2 separate regions of the Mus musculus genome follow, and region 2 is linked to region 1. Evidence: chromatin loops called from intact Hi-C (ENCODE). Cell type or tissue: gastrocnemius. All regions are shown on one strand. Links, peaks and the distances in the headings refer to the core of each region. The heading gives the core; the rest is flanking DNA. Region 1 holds the start of Mmab (methylmalonic aciduria (cobalamin deficiency) cblB type homolog (human)). Region 2 holds the start of Kctd10 (potassium channel tetramerisation domain containing 10).

Region 1 (8,331 bases), core at 50-8,049:
AGCTGGTAAAGACACTTGCTGCCAAGCCTGATGATGACCCAAGTTAATCCCTGGGAAGCGGATGGTGGAAGAAAACCAACTTCCCCAAGCTTTTCCCTGACCTCAAATGCATTGGGATATAGGCACATATCACACACACACACACACACACACACACACACACACACACACACACAAACACACTCTAAATAAGTTGCAATTTAAGAAATCCCAAAGACATATCTGAATACACATTCATTATTTTTTTCTTTTCTTTAGAGATAAAGGTCTCATTATGTAGCCCTGGCTTGCCTAGAACTTGCTATGTAGACCAGGCATACAAATACAAACACACACACACACACACACACACACACACACACACACACACACAATACACACACATTTTTTTTCTTTTCTTTAGAGATAAGCTTTCACTATAGCCCAGGCTTAAACTTACAGTGATCCTCCTGCCTCTGCCTCCAGAGTACCAGGATTACATACCTGTTCCACCATGCTTACCATCATACACGTTTTAATCCAAATCAACTAAAAGTTCTTTTTATGTTTTTTTAAATTTGGGCTGGGCAGTGGAAGCACGCCTTTAATCCCAGCACTCAGGAGGCAGAGGCAGGCGGATATCTGAGTTCGAGGCTAGCCTGGTCTACAGAGTGAGGTTCAAGGACATGCAGGGTTATGCAGAGATACCCTGACATACATGCATGCACATATATATGTATATACATATTTATGTGTGCATAGTATATATGTATGTATATGTGTATGCATGTTATATATGTGTGTGTGCATGTTATATATATATGTATGCATGTGTATGTCTATGCATGTTTGCAAGTATGTATGTGTGTATATGCATGCTGTGTATATATGTGTGTATGCATGTATGTATGCATGTTGTGTATGTGTATGCATGTTATATATGTATATATGCATGCTGTGTACGTATATGTGTGTATATGTCTGTATGTATGTTGTGTATGTGTATGCATGTTATGTATATGTGTGTATATGTATGTGTATATATGTGTGTGTGTATATGTATATATATATATGGATATGGATGTTGTATATGTAGGTATGTATGTGCAAGTGTTGTATATGTATATATGCATGCTGTGTATGTATATGTATGTATATGTGTATATATGTCTGTATGTATGTTGTATATGTGTATGCATGTTATGTATATGTGTGTATATGTATGTGTATATATATGTGTATGTGTATATGTGTATATATAGATATGTGTGTGTGTGTGTATATGTATGTATGTATGTATGTATGTATGTATGTGCAAGTGTTCTCAGAGGTCAGAGGCAATGGATCCCTGTAGATGTGAAGTTATAGAAAGGTGTGAGCCGCCCACTGTGGGTGAGCAGAGCAGGCTCACCCTGAACTGTGTCTCTCATGACTCGGAGGCCTTACACTGTCCCACACTCTTTTTATCTTTTTTTTTTTTTTTTTTTTTGGTCTTGGTGTTGAACACAGGGCCTTCAGAATACTAGCTGGGCACTCTACCACTGAGCTACACTTCCAACCCCACACGTGTCATTCCCATCATTCAAGACAGAGTTTTAAGCCGGGCGTGGTGGCGCACGCCTTTAATCCCGGCACTCGGGAGGCAGAGGCAGGTGGATTTCTGAGTTCGAGGCCAGCCTGGTCTACAAAGTGAGTTCCAGGACAGCCAGAGCTATACAGAGAAACCCTCTCTCGAAAATTAAAAAAAAAAAAAAAAAAAGACAGGGTTTTACTATGTAGAGCAGGCTGCCTTGGAGTTTGGTACATCAACCTAGCTGGTCTTGAACTTGTGACTCTCCAACCTCAGCTCCTAAGTACTGGGATTGCAGGTGTGCACTATACTTGGCTTCCTTACAACTTGGCTTTTTTTTTTTTTTTTAAGATTTATTTATTTATTTATTTATTTATTTATTATATGTGAGTACACTGTAGCTGTCCTCAGACACCCCAGAAGAGGGCGTCAGATTTCATTACGGATGGTTGTGAGCCACCATGTGGTTCTGACCTTCAGAAGAGCAGTCAGCGCTCTTAACCACTGAGCCATCTCACCAGCCCCGCTTTTTGCTTTTAGATTTATTTATTTTATGTATATGAGTACACTGGTGCTCTCTTCAGACACACCAGAAGAGGGCATCAGAGTCCATTACAGATGGTTGTGAGCCACCACGTGATTGCTGGAAATTGAACTCAGGACCTCTAGAAGAGCAGTCTGAGCCATTGTAGCAGCGCTACAACTTGTTTTGAACACTTGAACAGTGCACCTTTCTTGTGGCTTCACACTTATGATGTATATTCAGACCCGTCACATGGCTACAGCGTGGCCTACCTTTGTCTCCCGTCTTGGTGTAAATCTTGGGGATCTTGGCTGCCGTCGAGGACGGCTGCAGCCTGATGAGAAACAGACACAAAGGCGTGGTAAGTGGGAACGGCTGCGCCTCGGGGAGTGACGCCCAGCTTTCAGTCTGCAACCTCAGGGGCAGCACTTCTCTGCCTCTGGGATGGCAATCTCCCGTCAGCCATTTCCCCGCTGCCCCTTCCTGACAGCTTCCTGTCCCTGTCTCTACCTGTACAGCAGCTGCTGTAGCATACTGCTCAATAAAGATTCTTGGCAAATACTGGCAGGAAGGACTAACTGGTCACTCCATGTAGCCCTAGCTCCACAGTGGGCTAAAGCCGCTAGCTCCTGGAACTGCCCTTCAGCTTCTCCCACACTCCCAAAGTTAGCCATACGCTTCTCCGTTGAGGAAACTGGAGCCCACAAAGATTCAACTTCCTAGATCTCCAGGAAGAGACTGGGCTGGGATTCATGCCCAAAACCCTTCTACTGTAAGCCTGACCTGGTCCATTACCCTCCCCAAACTCTTGTCTCTTCTAACCCCAACACAGAAGTTAGCACTTCTGGGGGAAAGAAAACTAGGCCACTTGCACTTTTCTAAGATTTTTCAGTGTCAAGGAAAAAAAAAAATACACTGTCAAAATGGAATTTCAAAAATGCTATTTTAACTTAATTTTTTTTTTTTTGAGGACTGCGAATGAACCCCGACTCTGCCATTTTCAACTAGCAGTGCATAACTTAAAATTAAAATGTGAATTCACAAAATTATTTCAAAGTCAGAGGACTGGACAGGGAACGCTGATCATGAGGTCATGGTAGTCTGCAAGTCCCTATGCAAGTTTCTAAGTGTTACCATGTCTTCCTGGTGTCTTAATCCTAATCCAAACAAACTGCTTGGGGAGGCCGGACAAAACCCACAAGAGCATGCCCCTGCCCTGACTGACCACAGCTAGACTCCGTTAGAACTTGGGGAGGAAATCCTGGCCTCTGACGCCATGACGAGCCCAGTGACGTCAGGCCACATAGAGCACGTCATCGGTGTGATGTACCCACGGAAACAACCGTTCCTCCTCCGTGTTGAGTTACTCTCCAGGCCTGAAACTCACCTGTCCCCGTCTTCCCCGCCCTGAGGGCCACGGCTCTGGAAACGGGGACACAGCAGTCTGCAGGCGCTGAGACGCCCGCGCAGGCCGAGGCGACCCCCAAAGAGCCACACAGCCATGCGCACGGTAACGCATCCAAGACTGACCCGGCTAGGCACCCGTCCAGGCCCGGGGATGACTCCGCCCCGCAGCCGGCCGCGCCACCTCTCAATCGCTGTTTCCTATTGGCCTGGGGCACTCGCACCAGGGCGGGGCACTCCCCAGCTCTTGATTCCCATTGGATTACTTGTAGAAAGAGGCGAGGCAATTTCGGCTTGCTTGAAGTTCCCATTGGTTAATGTTTGACCCAATCTGTAAAGGAGCCCTTAGCTCCAGCTCTCTGATTGGCCTCAGGAAGACACACCCGCCTCCTTGGAACTCTCCCATCTGATATGGAGAAGACCGGGAGCTGCGGCCCGGGTTTCAGCTCACTTGGGCGCTGGCCGGGGCAGGTGAGAAGCCTGGGCTGCGGGATGGGCGGCGTGAGGACCGGGTCCCGGACACCCCGGGCCGGGCGCCGCGGTTCTCTGCCTTCGTGTCCTCGATCTGAGCGCTCGGCGACCTCAGATCGGACAGTTTCCCCTAGACTAGGGTCCCGTAGACTGGGCTACTTAGTGTGCAGTGGGGTGGCCAGTGAAGCCTTGAACCCGGGTGATTTTTGCATTATTTATAACAACGTAAAAATGCATGCACCCATAAATCCAGCAAAACCACTCTGTGACATGACTCTTGCCTTGCAGAAGTTCTTGTTTGAACGTGCAACACAGGGCGTTAACAGGTGAGTCCCGGCAGCCGCGTTTGTGATTGTGACAGGTTGGTTGTGGTCTTGAGGTCCGGGAAGGATTCTTTCTCCTGCAAGATTTTATCTAAACCTCGCGTTCCCACACGCATCAAACACATGGCCGTCCTCAGAGTAGGCAAGCAGTCCATGCCTGAGCTCATGTCAGTTTCTACTGGCAACAGCAGTGGTAATAAACTCTGGAGCTGAGAACCTGTCAGTGCCGAGTAGCTCAGTATAGTCAAGAGGCCACTTTGCCAGACAGACAGGCCTTGCTGCTGGTAGTCCTTTGAGTCAGCCTCCAGTATTGCCTCTATTATCTGATATATGGGAAACAGATTCATGGCATAAGACATTCTGGGGACGGAAGAGCTGTGGTCTGAACCCAGATTTTTTTTTTCCCATTGTCCACCTGACTGGCTCACTGCACTGTCATCCTGGAACATAGCTCTGGATGGTAGTTCTGGATGGAGTTTCTCTACATGCTCCTGGCTGTCCTGGAATTCACTCTGTAGACCAGGCTTGCCTCGTACACCCAGAGATCCACCTGCCTCTGCCTCCACAGTGCTGGGATGAAAGATGTTCACCTCCAAGCCCAGCCTTCCTGGTGTTTGTAACTAACATCTAGGGAACTTTGTTTCTCTCTCTCTCTCTCTCTCTCTCTCTCTCTCTCTCTCTCTCTCTCTCTTTCCTTGCAGAAGTCTCAGAAGCCATGTTGTCAGAAGCCCTGCTGGTGTCCGCCCCGGGGAAGGTCATCCTCCATGGAGAACACGCTGTGGTCCATGGCAAGGTAAAAAGTCCCCAGGGAGCTGGGCAGTGGTGGCGCATGCCTTTAATCCCAGTTCTGAATTTGAGACCAGCCTGGTCTACAGAGTGAGTTCCAGAACAGCCAGGGCTACACAGAGAAACCCTGTCTCGAAAAAACAAACAAACCAAAAAAAGTTCCCAGGGACTTGAACGATGGGGTACCATGTCTCTCAGACCCTGGATTGGAAGACGGTAAAAGAAAGGCCTAGGGTGTTCACTGGATGAGTATCTCCAGCCGGACGAACCTTAAGCTGGCCCCACTAAGTACAATAGCTGAGGATGGTTGATAAAACCTACAGGTTGGGTTGGAATCACCCAGGAAGTGAGTGTTGGAGGGGAAAGGGATTGAAGGGCTGGGCTTTGGACATTCCAGTGTTGAGGAATTGGAAAGATGGTCTGGTAGAAGTGTTGTGCACACGCATTATCTCATTTAACCCTCAGATCTAACCCACGGCTACGATGTGTAATCTTCTATTTTACAGGTAAAGCTGAGGCTTTTTTTTTTTTTTCCGAGACAGCGCTTCTCATTATCTTACACTCTAAGAGTTGGGATAGGGAAGGAGTGAAGGCCAGTAAATCCTGTCTCCACCTTCAGAGCATACGGTCGCTGGTCCCCAAGCCGCTCACCCTCAGGCTTACTGCTTTTGCCCTTTATTCTACAGGTCGCTCTGGCAGCGGCCTTGAACTTGAGAACTTTCCTCCTGCTGCGACCGCAGAGCAATGGGAAAGTGAGCGTCAATTTACCCAACATCGGTATTAAGCAGGTGTGGGATGTGGGCATGCTTCAGCGACTGGACACGAGCTTTCTTGGTGAGTACAAAGAGTGGGGAGCCGGGTGTAGCAAGAGGCTGGCCCCTGAAGAAAGTTGGGGGTGTGTGTGACAGGGTGGTTACTTCAGGCTGCCCGTGAAGCCTGAAGAACGATGTTCTCCTTGGACCCCCGAAAATCGGCTTCATTCATTTACTACATGATTTAATTTTGTTTGTGATACCAGGCCTCACAGAGATCTGCCTGCCTCTTTTCTCTCAAGTGCTGGGATTAAAGGCATGCACCACCACACCAACCTAGCTAGTTCATTTTAACCGTGTAGACCAGACCTGTGCCCTGAGTCTCTGTGGACTGTTTTGGGCAGATTATTCAGGTGTAAAAATATTAAGCTGTTTTATCAGTTGCCCTTCTCGTTGCTATGATAGAGGCAAGTTCAGAATGTATTTTGGTTCTCAGTTTGCACATAGTCCATCTGTCTCCTGGCAGGAGTGTAAGGTGCCTCTGTAGTCAGGAGCAGGATGGCTCTAGTCCTCCTAGTTATTCAGTCTAGAACCTCAGGGATGGGGCCACGCACATGCACAGAGTAGATCTTTCTACTTCAGTTCAACCTCTCTAGAAAGGCTCTCATAGACGGGCCTGAAGCTGTGTCTCCTAGGTGATTCTAAATCCTACCTGCATTAACTAGTGCATCCTCAGTACTCGGGCGGGGGAGGCCAGAGGGTCAGAAATTCCAGAACAGCTCCGGCTGTATGGTAAGTTCAGGGCTAGCCTGGGCTACATGAACCCACATCATATGAAACAAGATAAAGGAGACAAAAGGATTGACCGTCACAGGTGTGGAACAGCCGTGTAATGTACTTATGGAAGCCAGTGTGTAAAGGCGCAGGAAAGTCTATGGGAAGAGCCGTCAACCAACAACATTTAGTCCCTGGGGTCGATGCTGGGATGGGAAGTAGACCGAGAAAGCCGTCGAGTCTGCTTTTAGTGGAGGGTGAAGGCACTATTGTTCTTGTGTGGTTTGTTTCTGAGCAGAGGGCCTGGGTGGCTCGGTGGTGGGGTGTATCCTTACCAACCCGTGTTTATTACTGCCTAATCCAATCAATACTAAGGAAGTGTTGCTAAAATCCCTGCCCAGGGGAAACGGAACATCTCCCCCTCCGGCTCCTAACGTCCCAACGACAAATCAAGGCACAATTCCCCCAGAGTTCACTCTGGGGAGCCAAGGGGTTTGTTGGTCGTGTAAGTCAAGAGTTGGTTATTGGAGTGTGGGTGCCCCCACATAAAGGCCTCACCAGAAGGTTTGACCCAGCAGGAATGATACCGTAGTCACATAGATGGAGCCCCCCACCTCTGGTCTTCCCCAGCCTATATACCCTAACCCCCCACCCTCCAGAAGGCCACAAGCAATTAAGGCAGAGTTGCATGCAGTGTGGTAGGGAGCTGCTAGATATTTAGATGGGGGCCCTGTGACCCTCTCCACCCCTCTGTGAGGGGCACAAACAGTCAACAAGCCCAGCTTGGATAATCGTTTTTGACAAGGAGGTATAGCTGAACTCCCCAAGATGGTGGTTGCCTGGCAACACAAGGTGACAGACACCTTGCTTCAGCTTCCTCAGGAGCAATCTAGGCATTCAGGCACCAGCCCTTCATGACTGACTTCTGGGGACGGGGACTCAGGTTGCCTGAGAGATGTGAACACTGTGTCTCTGAAACAGAGCCAGGGGACAGGGGTCCTTTTGGGGTGTCAGCACTTTCCCGTGCCATTAGCCCAAGGCCCCTGTGCTGCTGCCGGTGGCATGGGAAGAGCGGTGGTTACAGCTGTCCAGGCTATTTCCCTTCCATCAGCAGGGTAGCACCTGCCCCATGGGTCACCCCAGTCTGCTGCCTCTTTGGTTCATGCCTTTCTCAGCAAGCCCAGGGCAAGCAGGAGCCCTCCAGGATACTTCCAGCCTGCTCCCAGGCCCTGCCACCAGAGATGGAGTGTCTGTGAAAGCTTCCACTTGTGGTGTGGCTCAACAGGGGAGAGCTGGGCTTGACCCCAAGTAGAGAAAGAAGGAAGGGGCTGTCTGTCTAGACTGGCTCTTTTCTAGTTATTGGGGCTTGTACTTGGGGGAGGGGACCACTTTGTTGGGTTTTTTCTCCCCCCCGGTGTCTGTGGCTCCTGGCTCTGCCCCTCACCTGTGGAGAATTGGTAGTTGTGGTGGGAAATGACTATATTTTGCAAGAAGTGCCCTGGGTGACTCCTGGGACCCCTCAGCTAAGAGCCTCTGGGACTTGCTTTCCATGGTACCAGGCACTCGTTAGGGCAGAAATGTTCCCTGGGGACCAGCAGCTGCTTTTCTAAGTCTCTGTCTAAAGCGGCAACAGCCAGGCATGGTAGCTACTGGCCAAGATCACGCAAACCCACCAGAGGGTCTGGACAGGCCCAGGGGTGGTGGCATGTGACCTGGTCAAAGGATGCTGTGGAGAACCAGCAGGATGCG
Region 2 (8,331 bases), core at 51-8,050, 61 kb before region 1:
AAAAGGCTCTTTCAGGTGATTCCGATACAAAGGAGGATTAGACAATCTGTTTATCTAGTAGCCTTGGAGATCTGAAGGGAGCTCTTCCGGGCGGGTTGCTTAAGGGGTATTATGCAAGGAGGCTAAACTAACCTGAGGTCTCTGCTACAGGGCTACTGCGTGAAGCAAACGAAGTTAAAGGAGGCCAAAAACTAAAGCCCCACACTTTTTTCTAGGATAGTCACCCCCCCCCCCCCAGTTCTCCTGCTTTTGAGAACTTCTCCAAACAGTCTCAATGAGGATGTTGTCAATCCTGCTTACTAGGGAAGCTAGGTATTAGAATCTGGTTTCAAACGCCCTCCATTTCACAGCCCAAATCCTTAGTGACACACAGAGACTGTAAAAATACATCGGTGAGCCCAGACTATCCTGTTGTTAACTAGTTCCCAGGTTAGCCCCAGGGGACCAGTTGGTGGTCTACCGGTGCTGCTGGCCGCCTTCTACCAATGTGTGTGTCTCTTGTTTTATACCAAATAGAGCTTGACCAAAGCCAGACACAGGCCGAGTCATCTGTCTTCAGTTTGGGACTGATCTTGTGAGTGAGTGGCAGACAAAGAAGACCTGGGTTAATAGTCCACCCGCCCCCCATCCCCACCCAAGGACAAAGAACCATTCAAGGGACAGACCCTAGAGAATCTCAAGTAAACCGAAACCATCCCATAACGCAGACAGCAACAGCTGACATCCTGGGACTCCCGAGGTGTGGTCACCTAGGGCCTCAAGGGAAGTGATTAGGTAGGTATCCAGGTGCCACTTGAGGCCAGACTCTGTGGTCAGGGTACCCCGACCTCAGACATGTCTCCTTAGAATTACTGTTACCAGTCATCTCGCTCCAGACTTGTGGGTTCAGAGACGCCCCCTCCCTCTCTTGCCTGGAACCCCACCTTACTCAAGGCACAGCCTCCCAGAGGCCAGACTTTGCTCGATTCCAAGGGTACACGCTCGCCCCTCTCCACACGCCCTCGAACCCTCGTTCGTTCCCCACCCCGAGCGTCGGTCTCGATGCCTCCGCCGCCGTCTCTTTGTCCCGACGATCTCCCACGTCCCATCGCCCATCAGCACTCCAGGCTCGCCGCCCAGCGCCACCACCGCCCGCAGGACCAGCCGCCCCTTCGCAGATCCCCACCACCACCACCCCGACCACGGCTCCTTTCATTTGAAGCCCTTCCCCCGCTCCGGACCTCGCCCGCACGCGCTACTCAGCGCCCCACCGCTCCCGCTCAGCCTCGTCGCCACCCTCGCCCGCCCCGAAGCTCCCCGACGGCGGCCACCGCCCTCACCATGAAAAGTCGGAGGACGCCGGAGTCTCCAAATCCGGACTGAGAGGCAGGAAACACCCAGCTCGCTCAATGCAGGGGGCGGAGGCGGGGCCGGGGCGGGCACTTCCGGCGTCCGTCCACACCCCACTTCCGCCCCGCAGAGGGACTCTTCTTAAAGCGTTCCCCCCCACCCCCCACCCCCGTAAGCCCTAGATGGGGGGAACTCTTTTTATCAACCGTTCCCGCCTCCCCTTGGCCGAGTCAGGCGTTTAGTCCCACTTCTGGATGTTTGTTTCTCCTTTCCGTCTGCTAAAGAAGATGACAAGAGGAAAGGAGTCCTCACCTCCTCCATGGGCAAAGAAGCAGTGCGGAACTGTTGTTTCCCGGAACTGAATAATTGCTTGCTTCCCAAGAGGTGTTCGGAGCACAACACCCGGGGCAAGATGGCGGCCGGGCTTCGGCCGCTGCCCCGGGGCTGGCGGACCTCGGGGGGATCGGGCTAAGGCGGCGGTCGCTGCGGCCCGGACCCCGAGTGCGGGGCCTCGAACGGATAAAGATCTCCGGACTGCGGGTAGCGAGTGGGGACAGGATGGGCGCTTCTCTGGGCGGCGGGGCCAGGGACGGAGGGAGGCTATCTGGGGGGCCGAGTCTTGGTTTGAGTGAAGTCGGAGGAGGGACTGGCTTGCGGGCTTCGGGGATCTCCTTGTCCCCCTTCCATTGATTTCCGTGCCGAGGCGACTGGCCTTGCCAGCCAACTGATTGTGGGCGAGACGGACTTGTTCTTGTGGTTGTTGATGTCGGTGCCTGTGAGAGGCGTCGGGCCTCCGGATCACCCCAAGTGGAATTCGAGCCCAGTGCTGTCGCTCGCTGTGTGACCTTGGGTGAATCTAGTCCCATCTCTGACCCTCAGTTTCCTCCTCTGTAAATAGAGTAATTAGATTGTTTTACGGAGATTATTTTAGAATACGTTTTAGTGTGGTTCCTGACGGCTCTTGATCAAAAGCTGGAAAAACTGGATCGTATTTTGACTTAAGCCTAGCTAGCCTCACAGGGTGCCTGGCATTCTCAACTTCTCTTTGTGGTGCCTTTCTGTGTGTGTGATTCCTGAACCTTGCCTTTTTGACTTGCCGATAAGTAATTCCTTTGGGAATTCAAAGTCAGGGACGGTGGGTGAGGACACTGGCGAGTTATGTGCCCTCTGCATTTCGTTTCCCCATCTGGATAGGCTGTAGCTGTCTAAGAGCAATAGTTTGGCTTATTAATGGTTTCTTTAAGAGCTGTTGTCTTATCTTAGGCTTTTAAAATTGGGGTGTTGTAGCCTCACAGGATAGGCTTCCAAAGGGAGGCCTAGTTAAATAGATCTACAATGTCTGTTACATGGTCTACACTTAGATGGTGGCCCTTAGGCCTGGGAAACTAGCGACTTCTACCATAAAAGAAAGTCGCTCAGCAACTTGTGTTTATTTTTACTTCACAGTCTGGACTCCTGTGCGACATGTTGTGCTTCTTGAAGTTAGTCTCAACCAAATAGGTTGGTTGTAAGCAAGTTGCCTGGGGACGTAGAAGTAATGCAGAGTCTTGTCTGTTAGCGTTGAAAGCTTGGCTCTGCGGCTTACTAAATGTATAACCCAGACCAAGGGAGGCGAGATTTGATTGTCTCATCATGTTGCTGCTCTTATTGGATGAGACACTTAGGCGAACTGCGTCCCTCCTTACCGACTGATTGCTTTCTGATTTCTCTACCTAGAGCACTCTTACTTCCCTAAACCAGGTTCTCAGCTTTGTAAGGACAGTGCAGTAAGGCTTCCTTAGGTGTGATGAGCGTTTCCAAGTGCCAGCTATCAATATTTTCCCATTCCTCATCTCAATACTATAGTGACTAGATTAGGGTTAAGAATGGCAAGTGTTCCATGCAATCCTTAACAACCCTAAAATTGAATATTGTTATTATCCCAGGAACCTGGGACCCAGAGTGCTCATGGGACAGTGCTGTGAGGTAGAGTCGGGATGAACAAGGTCTGAGGCTCCTTCTCTCTGACTTGAAGGCCTCTCTAGTTACAGTCTTTGTCTTGTTTCTCTGTGGCCCTCAGGGGAAGAACTTGATGCCCAAGGGTGCATCTGATTTGATTCATGAGCTGTGTAAGTGGAAAAGCGACAGGAAAGAATGAAGAAACCCACAAAGCTTAGCTACTGTGCAGTGCAAGCAGAAGCCAGTGTGTATGCTCTTAGATGGGGATAGTTTTGGGAAAGGGATCAAATCCCAAGAGGTCCTGAGAGAAGTGAGAGCTCTGAGGGAGTCACAAGTGCTGGGTCCCGTTTTCATGCAGTCATTGTGTTTCCACTGGGAGGAGGGGCCCTCTCCTGCTCCTGGGTCCTGCCTACCACGGAGGATCTCTCTCTCTCTCTCTTTTTTTAAGATTTATTTTTTAATTTTTAAGTATATGTGTGGTTTTCATGCATGCATGCATACGTGTATGTATGTATGTATGTGCATTCACTATGTCCATGCCTGGTACCCATGACCGGAAGAGGGTATTGGATCCTTTAGAACTGTGGGTGCTAGAAGCCAAACCCTGATTCTCTGCAAGAAGAGTCAGCGCTCATAGCCACTGAGCCATCTCTGAAGCCGAGAGTGGGGATATCTTGAGGAGCAGACTTAAGGTTGCAGTCATGCATTGAGCCCTGCGTGCACCTCTCAGGAACTTGACTGTTGACAGTTTATAAACAATAGGACCAGGACTTGATGGCCCAAATGCTGGGCCAGGCACATCTTACTTAGTTCATTTGGAGATAGGGAAACGGCTTACTGGGACTGTGCAGGTGAGGAGATTTTAAAAAGTGGTAATAATAAAATAAATAGTCTGGAAGAGAGCTCAGTGATTAAGAGCACTTGCTGCTCTCGGAGGACTTGGGTTCCATTCCCAGCAGCAAGTCACAGGGCTCAAGACAACCTGTACCTCCAGCTCCAGGAGCATCTGATGCCCTCTTGTGGCCCTCCCGGGAACTGCTCTCACTGACAAACACAATAAAAATAAGTTCAAACAGAGAAAAACAACAAAAAACTTTTTGTGTCCATAAAGGTAACACATCCCCTGTGCTTTTGCACTGTTCTGTTAGCAGCAGTTAGAACCATGGCACACAGGTGTCCGTTCTCATGACATGCATCAAGGCTGATTGTCAAACATGGAAGACTGAGGCTCCCTCCCAGCAGTGTTGACAGAGCCAGGGCTGGTGCCAGCTCTGCGTGACTCAGGCCCTTGTGCCTCTTTCTGTGCTGCCTGCCACACCTTGCACTTTCTGTGAAGTGGGGGTGGGAGGGGCGCCCCCCCTACCCACCATCCTACTCGTCAAAATGGCCACTTGGATTTGCTTTCTGCCCTTCACTTTTACCTGGGAGCTTAGCCTTAACCAGGCCAGACCTGGTTCCCTGTAGAATGGTTTCCATGTGTGCACACACACTTTGCCTTGTCACTGAGAAGTGGGAGCCGGTTGTCTCACGGGCAGCCATTGTTCTCTAAAGCATTCACTTCTAAGGCATGAAGCCCTTTGCGGGGTGTTGAAACTATGTGATTATCTTTTACATTGCGTCGCCTTTGGGGTTACTTTGAGGTTAGAATGTAGTTAGGGGAGCCTGAGAGGGTTTTTAAAAATAATTTATTTTTATTCTATGTGGATGGGTGTTTTGCCTGCATGAATGTCTGTGTGAGGGCGTTGGATTCTCAAGTTACAGAAGCTGTGAGCAGCTGTGCGGATGCTGGGACTCGAACCCATGTCCTCTGTGGGATCTTATCTGCTGACTCATCTCTCTAGCCCCTAGACAGTTTTTAAAAACCTACAGTATATTACTTACATTCAACAAAGTTGCAATGCCATGCTTACAAAAAAGGCACTAATTCTGAATCTTTCTTAGGCCAGAAAACCCAACTCCTCGGAAGCCAGAGGCTGCAGGAGGTCACTGATGGTCACCTAGCATCTCCGCTGCACAGGCAGGTCCTCAGGTGAGCTCTCTAGGCCCTGAAGAAGGAGGGAACAGTTAGGAATGGGGCTGCCCCCTCTCATTCCAGCTTCCTTCCTCTCCCTGTGGTTAGCAGCCTGTGGTGATGATGTAGTTCAGGAGTTGCTGGTGGGAGTGGCTGGTAATGGAGCTTCGTGGTAGCGTGCCTGACCAGCATGCACAGAGCAACCATTTTCTTGAGGATGGAGCAGTATGCCAGCAAATTCCACTCGACAGGTGTGGAGTGGGGAGGGACTGCAGAGGTCCCTGAGTGTGCTCATGACAGAAATCTAGGCCCGCCTGTTATTCTACACGTGTTTCAAAGTGGCTGCTGCTTTGAGTGACCTAACCTGGTGAAGATGCTTTTCCAAACTCGGGGTTTCAGCAGGATTTCGTGTTAATGATTCAGTCAGCTGGGCGGGTGGTGCTGTGTTTTGGGGTAGCTAAAGAAATCACCCCGGCTGGAGAGATGGCTCAGCAGTTAAGAACACTGACTGCGCTTCTAAAGGTCCTGAGTTCAAATCCCAGCAACTACATGGTGGCTCACAACCATCTGTAATGAGATCTGACACCCTCTTCTGGTGCGTCTGAAGTCAGCTACAGTGTACTTACATATAATAATAAATAAATAAATATTTTAAAAAATCACCCATTTAGGAGCTCAGTGGGTCAACGCTGTGTGCATATGGCTGTCAGTCAGAGCCACCCGATTTCGGTGAAAGCAGTTTGTAGCAATTCTATACTGTTCCGTGTTCACCTCTGACCCTCAGAGCACCCATCAGCAAGGAGGTGCAGTTCTACTCGGTCTACCAGAGGAAAGCTATGTGCAGTGTCCCCTGCCCAGATTAAAGGGGCTGCCATGGCTGCTGGAAACACGACTAGTGGGAAAGCCCTTGCCATGCACGCAGGAGGCCCCGAGTTCAGGTTCCCAGAATCCTCCAGTGCTGGGCAAGTGTGGCACCATCTGTAAGCTCGGCACTTCAGAGGCAGAAGTGGGGTCCCTGAGGCTATTTCAGCGTAGGTAGACCAGCTGACTCGTGAGCACTGGATTCAAGTGAGACACCCTTCCTTAGTAAATCCAGTGCAGGGCAGTGGAGGAAGACAGCATCACCCTCAGTCCTCCATGTGCGTGTATGTGCTCACACGTGCACACTGATGGAAACACAACACATACACAAGCAAAAAACAAAACCCATGGCTTTTGGGGTGCAGAGGTTTGAGTTTGATCCCTGGCACCTACTTGGTGGAAAGAGACTACTGACACGTATGTTTTCCTCCATCCTCCACACATGTTCCATGTGTGCATGTACACACACATAAAATAAATGTAGTTTTAAATGCTTTTTAAAAACGTTGCGTGCCAGGCATGGTGGCACACGCCTTTAATCCCAGCACTTGGGAGGCTGAGGCAGGCGGATTTCTGAGTTCGAGGCCAGCCTGGTCTACAGAGTGAGTTCCAGGACAGCCTGGACTATACAGAGAAACCCTGTCTCGAAAAACCAAAAAAAAAAAAAACAAAAACAAAAAACCGTTGCATCTCTATATTTCATTTGTCTGAGTGCTGTGCTTGCTTGTGTGTGCACTGTGAGTTTGAGCCACACCAGCCCCAGCAGAGCCAGCGAGGAGGGCATCTGATCTCTGTAACTAGAGCTACAGGTGGTTGTGAGCTGCCATGGGCTGCTGGAACCTGAACCTGGGCCTTCTGCAAGGGCAGCAGTGCTCTTCACCCATGACATGGCTCTCTGGCCCCAGCATGTGTAAAGAAGACCCCAGGGTGCCGAGATGGCTCAGGTAGAGAGCTGTGGCCTGATTCTGAGCTCCAAAACCCATGTCAAGAAAATGGACTCTTCAGACAGTTTTCTGACCCCTACACATGTACCGTGACACAGTTGCCAACACCAACACACCACACACACACACACACACACACACACACTGATGTTTGTAAGTTGAGATCAGAAGCGGCCTGCTGCCCAGCCTGACAGCCTGAATCTCATCCCCAGGCCACGGGTGTGACAGGCACCATACAAACACACTTGTTCATTCACAATTGCCCAAAGAAAATGTAATAAAATATTTTAAGATAATTTAAAAAGCAAAAAGCCCTTTTTTTTTTTTCACGTGTGACTGGACACAGCACAGGCACCAGGAAACACCTGTGAGCAGGTGACCCAAGTGGTATTAACACCGTCACGTCTGTCTATTCCTTCACCTTCTTACCTGTGGAGGTGGAAGGTGGCTGTTTGACTGCTGGCTAAGTATGGGGAACACGGCAGAGAGGAGAGGCACCTCTGACACCTGCTGTTAATCGGCACTCTCTGGACAGGATGACTCGAGCTTTGGGCTCTCCTTAAACTTACAGGGAGCCCACCTCGGCTCTACGCCCAGTACCGATCTCATCCTTTAAGAAAATGTGATTATTTAGAACAGCCTCGGTGTTCCTGGTCTCCATAGGTGGTGTGAAAGTTGCTTGTAAGAAGTTGAGGGTGTCAGGAGAGCCATGAGCTCTGTGGGGGGAATGGAGGCTGCTGAGCGCCTCTGCTGCTGCCAGGTACACCCCAGCTCCTGCTGTGTGTGTTCCACACTGTGACCCACACCAGCCCCTGCTGTGTGTGTTCCACACTGTGACCCACACCAGACCCTGCCGTGTGTGCTCCACACTGTGACCCACACAGTTCCTCTCTTGTCCTCACAGGCTTCGTCGTGTCAGTTTGCAAACATGTTCACTGTATCTCAGACCTCCAGAGCATGGTTCATCGACAGAGCCCGGCAGGCACGAGAAGAGAGGCTGGTGCAGAAGGAGCGGGAGCGCTCAGCGGTGACGATCCAGGCCCTAGTCCGCAGTTTCCTCTGCCGGAGGCGACTGCACAGAGACATCAGGTGAGAGCAGCCCCTCTTTCCGTGCAGGAGAAGCCCTCCAGATGCTCAGCGCACCTCACTAAGAATGTCTTTCCCCCCCACCCCCTCTTTTTGTCTATCTAGGAAAGAGATTGATGAGTTTTTTAGTGCTGATGAGTCTGGGTCCAGTAAAAGAAGTGC

What was found. Hi-C counts contacts between places; a loop is a spot of excess contacts. Peaks named below come from ENCODE experiments on the same cell type or tissue, not always from the same donor. Only the 100,000 strongest peaks of a DNase experiment are listed, where the experiment ranks them.
Region 2: a loop joins it to region 1, with 2.3 times the contacts of the local background. A loop is called at or near these places in 3 of 42 quality-filtered maps.

What each region holds. Positions count from the first base shown.
Region 1 is chr5:114,440,417-114,448,747 of GRCm38, forward strand. Mmab (methylmalonic aciduria (cobalamin deficiency) cblB type homolog (human)) reads right to left here and starts at 3,611. Exons shown (of 9, transcript NM_029956.4): 1 at 3,460-3,611; 2 at 2,345-2,406. The coding sequence starts at 3,575. It overlaps Mvk (mevalonate kinase), which reads left to right and starts at 3,853. Exons shown (of 11, transcript NM_023556.3): 1 at 3,853-3,947; 2 at 4,972-5,063; 3 at 5,743-5,890. The coding sequence starts at 4,986. In gastrocnemius, for the core only: no CTCF peak of the experiment used is centred there; a DNase peak (open chromatin) is centred at 3,660; H3K4me3 peaks cover 1,891 bases; H3K27ac peaks cover 1,561 bases.
Region 2 is chr5:114,379,107-114,387,437 of GRCm38, forward strand. Kctd10 (potassium channel tetramerisation domain containing 10) reads right to left here and starts at 1,399. Exons shown (of 7, transcript NM_026145.4): 1 at 1,320-1,399. The coding sequence starts at 1,322. Ube3b (ubiquitin protein ligase E3B) reads left to right here and starts at 1,514. Exons shown (of 28, transcript NM_054093.3): 1 at 1,514-1,869; 2 at 5,209-5,296; 3 at 7,988-8,172; 4 at 8,275-8,331. The coding sequence starts at 8,012. In gastrocnemius, for the core only: a CTCF peak has its summit at 4,281 (motif pointing left); DNase peaks (open chromatin) are centred at 1,399, 1,726 and 4,292; H3K4me3 peaks cover 3,122 bases; H3K27ac peaks cover 2,729 bases.